Linked DNA regions of Homo sapiens: all the other regions are linked to region 1. The links are chromatin contacts, found by Hi-C in ENCODE. All regions are on one chromosome and are shown on one strand. The core of a region is the stretch at or near the end of the contact, and the rest is flanking DNA. Distances in the headings are between cores, read along the strand shown. Region 1 holds the start of CIC (capicua transcriptional repressor). Region 2 holds the start of GEMIN7-AS1 (GEMIN7 antisense RNA 1). Region 3 holds the start of PLEKHG2 (pleckstrin homology and RhoGEF domain containing G2).

Region 1 (3,191 bases), core at 311-2,810:
GTAGTTTGAGTGTTTCATGGACAGTATGACTTGCAATAGACTGGATGCAGTTTCCTCACAAGTGGTGTGAATTCCAGTGTGGAATCTGAACCTGTCACAGGCAAAAGAAAGCCTCCCTGCGGCCAGCGTACCCATATTGCTTCCCATTAGCCTCGGACCAGGGCGAATACAAAGTGGAGGGCATAGATGCATTGCAGACAGGTTCACCATCTGGTTGTAAACCCGTATCTGGGCAGCAGGCATCTACTACAAACAGGGCATCTCCCTGTCCTCCTCCACTCCAGTGTGATACCCTCCTACCCCTGGGATCTTTAAAAATCTGCCTCTGTCAGGGGCGTACACCCACAAAGTGTAGCTCTCCACGTAATGCAGTGCGAAGCCCCAAGAAGCGCTGCATTTCGTCATCTCGGCCCCCTGCCCCAATGCCTAGTGGGCTGTCAAACTGCGCTGTCCTAAATGTCAAACTCTTGGAGGAGGTGACCTGTCCCCCGGGCCCCAGGCCGCGCGCGTTGCCTATACTGCAGCGCGCGACACCCCACAAGCGCGCGTTCTCTCCCCTCCCGGTGGCAACAGGGCTTTCCGCGGGGCCGCGCCAGACTTTTCGAGACCGTCAATTGGTCGTAGTCCCGGCCACCCGGCAGCCAATCAACAAGGGGAAAGGTGACATCACTGGTTCTCCTCCCCTCCCCCAATCCAAACTTCCCTACTCCGTCTACCGGCAGCAACAACCACGTGGGGGAGGGGTAAGAGAGTAGAACCGGTGAGGTCATTGCACCGCCCCGGCCGCTGCTGATTGGCTGCGGGGCTCGCGGGTGGCGGTTGGCTGCTCCTTGCACCTCCCCCTCGTGCCGCTACCGCTGCCACTGAGAGGAGCCACCGGCGACGCCAGAGCCAGGAATACGGGTGAGTCGGGGCCCTGGGTCTAAGATACTCCTGGCGTCCAGTGAGACTCACGACGAACTGCCCTTTTCGACTTTTTCTCCTCGCCGGGTTTCTTTGGTGCTCCAAGCACTCTGTCACATGGGAGTTGTAGTCTGCCTTGTACTGTCGGCTATGGGCCGAAGACGTGAGAAGACTACGGTTCCCAGCAGGAACTGCGACTAGCCGGTCAACAAACGTTCGGGCCACGCCTTCTACCTCCGTTCATTGGACAACCCGTCCCTTAGCCCCTCCTCCTTTCATTTCATTGGCTACTGTCCCTCACAGAGGCTGGGTTCCGGCCTAGGCTGCATGGCGACTGGGTACTGTATTTGTCATTTGGAACTAAGACGGCCTGCAATTGGACACGACTGGTGTCCTTCACTTGTTGTAGGGTAGGGCCCTAGGCAGATCAGGCAGTCGTAGGCTCAGGTTGGTGTCGGTCCCGGAGGGAGGCCGGTCTTGGACTTTGGCCCCGCCCCCTAGCGCTGCCCGATGGGCCCAATTGGTCGCCGCGAGCGTCGCTCGTCGTCGAGAGGCGGAGCCGACCAGTCTGCGGATATCTATTGGTCTAGGCTGGCGCCGGTCAGTGGGGTTGTGATCGCTGATTGGCTGGCTGCTCCAGCTGTTGCAGGTCCATTCACCATTTTGTGTGTTGGAGTAAAAAAAAAAGGGAGAATCGAGAGGGAGAGCCGGAGGGGGGGCGGGGAGGGACCGGACCGGACCGAGCCGGGGCCACGGCCCCCCGCCCCGAAACCCCGCCGAGCCCAAGGTGAGGGGCGGGGCCAGGGCTGACACAGGAAAGGGGGGTCCGGGGGGCTGGGGGCCGAGAGGGGACAGGTGGCAGGGACGGGGAGGGGGTACAGGGGGAAAGGGGTGGGCGGAATGGTGGGAAGGGAGGAGGGAGTGGAGGAAGTGGTGGGGGTTTGACAGAAAAAGGGTAACTGGGGGAGGGGGTGGTGGGCAAAGAAGGGTAACAGGAATGGAGGGGTGACAGGACTAGATCAGGGTGACAGGGAGAGGGAGGGGACAGAGTTGGAGAGTGTGACAAGGAGAGGTGATGGGGAGAGAAGGTGACAGGTCCGGAGATGGCTGACAGGACAGTGACTGGGAGGAATAGGTGACAGAGATAAATGGGGGTGACAAGGAGGGGGTGACAGGAGGGGGCCTAGGGCATTTTAACCGAGAGGTAGAGATAGAGGTAGTGACAGGATGAGAGAGAGAGTGTCAGAGAAGCTGGTGCCAGGAGGGCTAATGGGAACAGAGGGTATGAGACCCCAAAGAGCCAGGGCCTGGGCTGGCCTGGGCTCCGGGAGTTACTACTCAGATCTGAGGAAGGTGAGGGCCCCCGGGGCTTGGGTGGGAGTTATTCAGACAGGGTGGACAGGAAGAGAGTAGGCCCTAGGGGAAAGAAAGCAGCTCTGGGGCGAAGAGAGGCTGGGCCAGGCAGCAAGGTCTAGGGGTCCAGGCGGCATAGTTGTAGGCCCTGGGTGGGGTATGCAAAGGTTTGTGCTTGGAAAAAACTGGAGCCAGATCTCAGTCCCCAACATGGTAGTCTAGTGGGTCAGCGGGTATTAGGTGGTGATGGCTGCCCAACTTCTGGGCATTTGGGTGCCAGCCCCGGGACGCCCTCCAGGCTCTGCCTGTGAGGACCCCAGGATTGGCCCAAGAAAGGGCAGGCCTGGGACTCCAGGGTCCACAGGAGGAGCAGGCCCCTAGTGAGAGAGCATGAGGTCAAGGGTCCCCCAGTAGCTGGAAGACTGAGTCGGGGTTGCCTCTCATTGTGTTTGGCTTATGGTTCTGGGTCCCCCAACCCTCCTAGAGGCCTCTGTTTTGGCCTCTCAGGTTCTCTTAGTCACTTCAGAGTAAAGTTTTTTCCCCTTTTCTTTTCTCAGGGCAGCTCGAAAGGGGGCGGGCAGTAATGACTGTTCAGGAAGTGGGTGAGGTTGGCCTGTTGGGCTTGTCCTGCTTTCTTTGACCTTATCCCACCTATCCCCACTTGGAGTTGGAGGGCATATTTGGGGGCCTGCGGGGGGCTAGCCGACTCAGCCACCCTGCCAGAGCCAGCCCAGCCAGGGCGGGGATGCATGCAGGCAAGAAGAGGGGGGCTGGGCTTGCGGGTATCACGCTGGGTGCTGTGGGGGGAGGAGCAGGCTCCCATCCAGTGGGACAGAGAAACCCTGGGGTGTAGCTCTGTGTCCCACTGTGTGATGACGTGTGCGTGCTTCTGTGCGTGTGTGTGTGTTTGTGCGCGTGCGTGTGCTCATGCACGG
Region 2 (3,069 bases), core at 503-3,002, 2.8 Mb after region 1:
TTTGGCCCAGAGGCTGGAAGATCACTTGAGGCCAGAAGTTCAAGACCAGCCTCGGCAACATAGTGAGACCCTGTCTCTTTAAAATTTAAAAAAAAAAGAAAAGGAATAGCACAGAAGTGGTGCCCTGCCTTCTTAGTGTCCCATTCCTGGAGATGTTGGCTTTGATCACTAAGTTAAGGGGGTGCATACCAGGTTCCTCCAGTATAAATTTGTGTTTGCCCTTTACAGTGAATGAATATCTTATAAGTCTGTTAAGACTATGTAGATACCTTATACTTCATCAAACTCCCATCCATGCTTTTTTTTTTTTTTCTTTTTTTTGACACAGAGTCTCACTCTGTCGCCCAGGCTAGAGTGCTGTGGTGCGATCTCTGCTCACTGCAGCCTCCGCCTTTTGGGTTCAAATGATTCTCCTGCCTTAACCTCCCGAGTAGCTGGGACTACAGGCGCATGACACCACACCCGGCTAATTTTTGTATTTTTGGTAGAGGCGGGGTTTCGCCATGTTGACCAGGCTGGTCTCGAATTCCTGACCTCAAGTGATTCGCCCACCTTGGCCTCCCAAAGTGTTGGGATTACAGGTGTGAGCCACCGCACCCGGCCCTATCCACACATTTTTGCATCTATTCCTTTTATATTTATTTACTTGCCAGTCTACAGTAAGGATTATATTTTCCTTCTCTTCCTTATTTATTCATTTATTTATTATTGGTATGGATTCTGGATTTCTGTTTTATCCAGTGGGTTATAATCTGTAACTATCATTATTGTATTGTTCAAATAATTCCAGATTTGGCCACTGGGAGCCCTTTCAAGCTAGCTCATGTGTGAGTGGGAATCTATCTAGAAGATAGAATTTCCTGATGGATTGGGTGGGTTGTGTGTGAGAGAAAGCTGGGGTTTATTCTTTTTTTTAGAGACAGTGTCTCACTCTGTCACCCAAGCTGGAGTGCAGTTGCACAATTACAGCTCACTGCAGCCTCCATCTCCTGGGCTCAACTAATCCTTCTCCCTCAGCCTCCTGAGTAGCCCAGCTAATGTAAAATATATATATATATTTTTAGAAATGGGGTCTCGCTATATTGCCCAGGCTGGTCTCAAACTCCCAGCTTCAAAGTGATCCTCCTGCCTTGGCCTCCCAAAGGGCTGGGATTACAGGCATGAGCCACCATGCCTGGCCAGGTTCATCTTTTGGCAAATATTTATTGCCTATAAGTTGAGATAAAAACATTATAAAAGCAGACAAAGGTCCTTGCCTTCACGGGGCTCATGTTTTTGTGCATGTGACACTTTTGTTTCTGATCCAAGCCATTGGGGGACGATGGCACAGATTTTAGGAGGGTGGATCAGTCTGGGGCAGGTGCAGTGGAGCTGCCTGGTAGACCAGCCTCTGCTTCCACTCCTCCCTCCTCCATTAGCCCCATGCTTACCATGTAATGACTTCCTGCTCTTTTTCTTCACTCAACAGCCAAGACAATGCAAACTCCAGTGAACATTCCCGTGCCTGTGCTCCGGCTGCCCCGGGGCCCTGATGGCTTCAGCCGTGGCTTTGCCCCTGATGGACGCAGAGCCCCCTTGAGGCCAGAGGTTCCTGAAATCCAGGAGTGTCCCATAGCTCAAGAATCCCTGGAATCCCAGGAGCAGCGGGCACGAGCCGCCCTTCGGGAGCGTTACCTCCGCAGCCTGCTGGCCATGGTGGGTCATCAGGTGAGCTTCACGTTGCACGAGGGTGTGCGTGTGGCCGCCCACTTTGGAGCCACCGACCTGGATGTGGCCAACTTCTACGTGTCACAGCTGCAGACTCCCATAGGTGTGCAAGCAGAGGCGCTGCTCCGATGTAGTGACATTATTTCATATACCTTCAAGCCATAAAGATATTGTGTTCACTTTTCTGCTTGAGGCTAAGGCACTGTATCCCAGGCCTCCCAATGTTCCCGAGCCAGGAACTCTGGGCCCCATGGAGTTATGAGCTCCCTTGGAATTTTGAGCCAAGCTTTAAGCAAGTCTGGACTCCTGAGACCTCCTGGGTCTAGTCAGTAAAATTCTGCAACTCTAGGAATTCTAAGATCCCATTGGAAGGAATGCTCTACCTCACAGAACTCTGAACCCTACAGAAATATGGGCCTGCTGCCATTTCCTGAAGACCGGGGCATCGGGGTGGGGTGATAAAGGATACAACCTGCACAGGGGGAAGTTATTAAAGAGGCTGCAAAGTCCAGCCACCCTGAAGATACTCCCCAGTGCTCCCCTCCTGCTAAAGAACCAGTTACCCCAGGAAAATTCGACTCCTGTTTTTCTTTAATTAACTATACCGACGGGGATGGAGTCATCTTTAGGGGCTGGTAGGGTGGTTATCCAAGGGCTGAATCCAGTGGAGCTGGGCCAAGTACGACAGGAGTCCAGATAAAGGTGTAGGGGCTGCACGGCCGCAAGTCTCCTGGAAAGGCTGGAGTGACCGGCATGCCGGGATTGGGAGATTAGGATTTGATTTCATTTTGGGGCGGGCGGTGGCTCGTGCTGGGTCACGTGGTCGTGCCCAAGCGCTCCTCCTGTTGCCCCACCTGTGGTTGCTGTGGACTGCACACGACAGCAGATTCGCTGTCCCCTCGTTGGAGGCGAATGGTCGGACCCCGAGTGGCGGCGCCCCTGATAAAAGGCCGAGGATTCGCGATCAGGGTGCAACTTCACTCCCTCCTCTTTTCTCTCCAGCCTTGCAGCGTGGCCGTTCACATCACGCGCTTCACTAAGCCTCCTATCACTAGTAACCTTTCAGCGCATTGTTTAAAAAGAAAGCAGTTTCTGTCCCTTTCTGTAGTTCCTTTAAGTTCAGGATGTAAGCGAAGCCTTCCATTAAGTAAAGGTGAGTGTCGTTTCGTCTCAGTCGCGAAAGTGCGGCGGCCGATGATGAACCGCGCCAGGAGCAGCCTCAGCGGCCATCAGTCCATTCGCAGCGCCGGCTCCGCCGAGGCCCGGACTTAGCTCTCGAGTTGCCTTGGCGACGACGCAGCTCGCTCCGCCCCAGTTCCCTTTTATGGTTTCAGCCCCGCCTCCTCTAGTTAGCCGGGTGCG
Region 3 (3,249 bases), core at 256-2,755, 2.9 Mb before region 1:
GCCCCAGCCCCAGTCTCTGCTCTAGCCCCTGCCTTCAGTCTCTCCTTTCTCCACTCCCCCACGAGACAACCAAAGGAAGCCTGTTATGAGACCTGAGTCAGGTCACATAAAAGTCAAAGTCCGAAGTCCTCCCCACAGCCCACACAATCTGGCACCCATCGCTTACCCTCCCCCTTGGCCACTCTGCTCCAGCCACACTGGCCTCCTAGCTGCTCTACCAAGTCTGGTCTGCTTCATCCATAGGAGCTTTGCACTAGCTGTTCCCTCTGCCTGAACACTCCCCTGGTGTCCCCATGGCTCACTCCCCTCCTTCATGTCTCTGCTCAAAAGTTGCCTTCTCTGTGAGATCCTCCCTGACCACTGCTGTTGCAATCCACACCCCACCTCCAACTACCCCATCCTCCCTACCTTGCTCGACTTTTTCCATGACATTTATCATCACCACCTAACATTAAAATGTACTTAATTCTTATGTTGACAGCAATCTGCCTCCCCACTAGAATGTCGCGTCCTCAGGGGCAGGGACTACTTGTTCACTGCTGTATTACACACAGCTAAAGGAAGCCAGGCATAGTGAATGTTCAATATTTATTGAAAAAACAAGTCGACTCAAAAACATAGTTTTCCTTTTCAACAGAGGTCGAAAACTCCAAGACAGATAGCTATGTTCATCTGTAAAGGAGGCATTAAAAAGACAGAGAAATACAGAGGAGGCAGAGTCATATACAGTTTGCCGAGGACCCACATCTCTACAGAAGTCAAACTGTTTGCACACAATTCCATGCCCAGAGCATCTAATAAGAGACGATACCCCCACCTGGTGGCTGGGACGGAAACGGCACCTCCCTACAATACAGAACACCCAAAGGACCGTCGCCAAAGCCCTAGGAGTCTTTTGAGCCCAATAATTCAAAAGATAGAAACGTTCATTCATCTAAGTGATGTAGATGTTTTGGTTGGTTTATTAGATGTGTAAGTTTATAAAAACTGATGGGGAAAAAAAGTGCTCCAGGTGAGGATCGAACTCACAACCTCGGCATTGCTCCGCTCGCACTGTCATATAAGTACCGCGCGCTAACCGATTGCGCCACTGGAGCTCCGGCCGCACCCCTGCGCCGGGGTCTTCTTCAGTGGTTCATAGCCACGTGACCTCACCGGAGGGCCCCGCCTTGTGTTATATATGCAAATTAAACATTTTGCATTGACCAATAGGAGACAGTGCATTGCCAGTTCCGGATTCTCACGCCTCGCGGCCCTTGCTGTAAAAGGGAAAAGTCCGCGAGGCGTTTGGAATGTAGGGGTGTCGCCTACCAGAAGGACACGCCTCCTCATGAATATTCAAAACAAGGGGTGGGGTCTTAACCCTTCGCTGGCGGGTCGGCCGGAAGGCAGCCCCTCCCCCCCCCGCAGGCGGGAACAGGATGTGAGCCCCGGCGACAGCGGGGGAGGGGAAGCCCCGGGCGACCGCCCCCCGCCTCACAGCTGGGATCGGACTCTCCCGCCCCAGATGTGGCGCCGCCGCCGTCACACGAGCCCCGTGACACCCAGCCGGGAGCCCGAGGGGTCCAGAGGCTCGGACCCGGGCGTCCGGAATTTCTGCACCGCATCCTGAGAGACCCCGAGGTCCAGACCCCGGCGCCCAGGCTGGAGGACTTGAGCCATCCAGGTGCGCAGCGCCCCCTCCTGGAGCAGCCGGGAGCCCGGACGTCACCCCGCGAGACCCTGGAGGCCGAGCGCCCCGTATCCCCGTTTCAAGAACTCAGGATCCAGGACCGCAGACTCCCTCCAGGGCTCCGATCCCAAGACCCCGCGTTGGAGGAACTTGAGATCCGGACTTCTAAGCGCCCCAACCAGTTTCGGGCTGCAGCGGCCATCGCTTCAAGGGGACCCAGGACTTTGGGACCCCCCTGTGCTCCCACCTGGAGGGAGTTTCATTCCTGCCCCTAGAATTAGGGGAACTCAGAAATCCATCCCCCACCCCACGGCCCTACCTAGAAGACTTAGGAATGTGGGTCCCCAGCGCCGCCATCTGAGACTCCAGAGTCGAGGCTCCTAGCATCCCCTACGTAGAACACTGAGAAATTCCGACTGCGGGACCCCAGTCTCCGAGAGACCCCAGATTCTATTCCTGGAGCCTGAGAGCCCGAAGTTCACGCCCCTGAGTCTGGGCTCCGCACCTCCCTGGGGACCGCGTCGGGGTCGCGCAGGAGCCGGGCTGCCTCGAGCCGGGGCTGGAGGCTCCCCGGGAGGTGAGGGGGGAGGCGAGGGGCCCAGGCGGACTGGGGGAGGGGGCGGCGCCACTGCTGAACAATGAGGGGGCGTGCCGGCGGGGGGCGAGCCGAGGCGCCGGCGGGAGTTGGGGGCTGGAGGGGTGTGGGAAGGCGCTGGGGAGGCTGTGGCTGTGGGGACGGCGATCGGGGTTCGGAGAGACCGGCCGGAGGGGGTGCGAGGGCTCGGGGCCAGCGCCCCAGCGCGCAGCCCTCGGCGGGGGAGGGAGCCGTCTGCAGGACCCTGGCATCCGGTCCCCCAGCCTCCGCCCTCCCCTGGGACCCCGCGGCCTCCCGCCCACGGCTTTTCCCAGCCCTGCCCCTCGCCCTCCGCTCCAGCTGGAGCCCAAACGTTCCCAGGATCCCTAAGCCTCCGGCCCCAGACAAACGGGACTCGCAGCTTCTGCGCCTCCTGCTCCGCTCACTCTTCTTTGTCTCAGCCTTTCCATCTTTTTCGCCAGGTTCTCTCTCCTTGTCCCCTTCTTTCTGTCACTTTGTGCCTCCCCCATTAGTTACTCCCAGGGGCCCCTCCCTGGATTTACACCACGCTCCTAATTCCCAGCCCCCATCTGTGAGTCTGGGCGGCGGAGAGGCCCATGGGGTCCTGATATCCAAGAAGGGGCTCTTTCTGCAGGACTCTGCTGGGCCGCTCAGCCATGCCTGAGGGAGCCCAAGGACTGAGCCTCTCCAAACCTAGCCCAAGCCTCGGGTGTGGCCGAAGAGGTGAAGTGTGTGACTGTGGCACCGTGTGTGAGACTCGGACAGGTGAGCCTAGAGGCAGGGGCGGCGGAGCCTGTGGGGCTTTTATTCCTTGGCAATGCTGTCAAGGCAGGGTGATGGAGACAACCCCAGGCCAACTCGCACAAAGCTCCGAGTCTGGTGGGGAAGGCGGGCCCATCCCCAGGCAATGACAGGCCAGAGGGGGCAGCGCTGGGCAGAGTGGTCAGGGCTGTGATCGTGGATCCTCTGAGCTCGGAAGGTC

Evidence for each region. A loop is a pair of places that touch in the nucleus more often than their neighbours do. Pooled maps may share reads with other maps.
Region 2: a map with no recorded cell type shows a loop between it and region 1 (21-fold over the local background). The contact joins the promoter of GEMIN7-AS1 here to the promoter of CIC in region 1. A Hi-C loop is called at or near these places in 2 of 37 single-sample maps with no recorded cell type and 6 of 50 pooled maps.
Region 3: a loop to region 1 is called in a map of naive thymus-derived CD4-positive, alpha-beta T cell, with 6 times the contacts of the local background. The contact joins the promoter of PLEKHG2 here to the promoter of CIC in region 1. A Hi-C loop is called at or near these places in 2 of 168 maps with a recorded cell type or tissue (ascending aorta and naive thymus-derived CD4-positive, alpha-beta T cell) and 12 of 50 pooled maps.

What each region holds. Positions count from the first base shown.
Region 1 is chr19:42,267,692-42,270,882 of GRCh38, forward strand. It overlaps CIC (capicua transcriptional repressor), which reads left to right and starts at 1,561. Exons shown (of 21, transcript NM_001386298.1): 1 at 1,561-1,690. RefSeq lists an enhancer at 551-1,060.
Region 2 is chr19:45,088,639-45,091,707 of GRCh38, forward strand. It overlaps GEMIN7-AS1 (GEMIN7 antisense RNA 1), which reads right to left and starts at 1,753. Exons shown (of 2, transcript NR_134887.1): 1 at 1,431-1,753. It overlaps GEMIN7 (gem nuclear organelle associated protein 7), which reads left to right. Exons shown (of 3, transcript NM_024707.3): 3 at 1,469-2,880. The coding sequence starts at 1,477. The coding sequence ends at 1,872. RefSeq lists silencers at 1,038-1,211, 2,912-3,069 and enhancers at 1,153-2,148, 2,149-3,069, 2,754-2,803.
Region 3 is chr19:39,411,164-39,414,412 of GRCh38, forward strand. It overlaps PLEKHG2 (pleckstrin homology and RhoGEF domain containing G2), which reads left to right and starts at 1,506. Exons shown (of 19, transcript NM_022835.3): 1 at 1,506-2,249; 2 at 2,902-3,032. The coding sequence starts at 2,924. It overlaps TRI-TAT1-1 (tRNA-Ile (anticodon TAT) 1-1), which reads right to left and starts at 1,097; the gene lies at 1,005-1,097. RefSeq lists enhancers at 448-537, 948-1,047, 1,058-1,107 and silencers at 1,318-1,677, 2,208-2,347, 2,358-2,427, 2,538-2,597.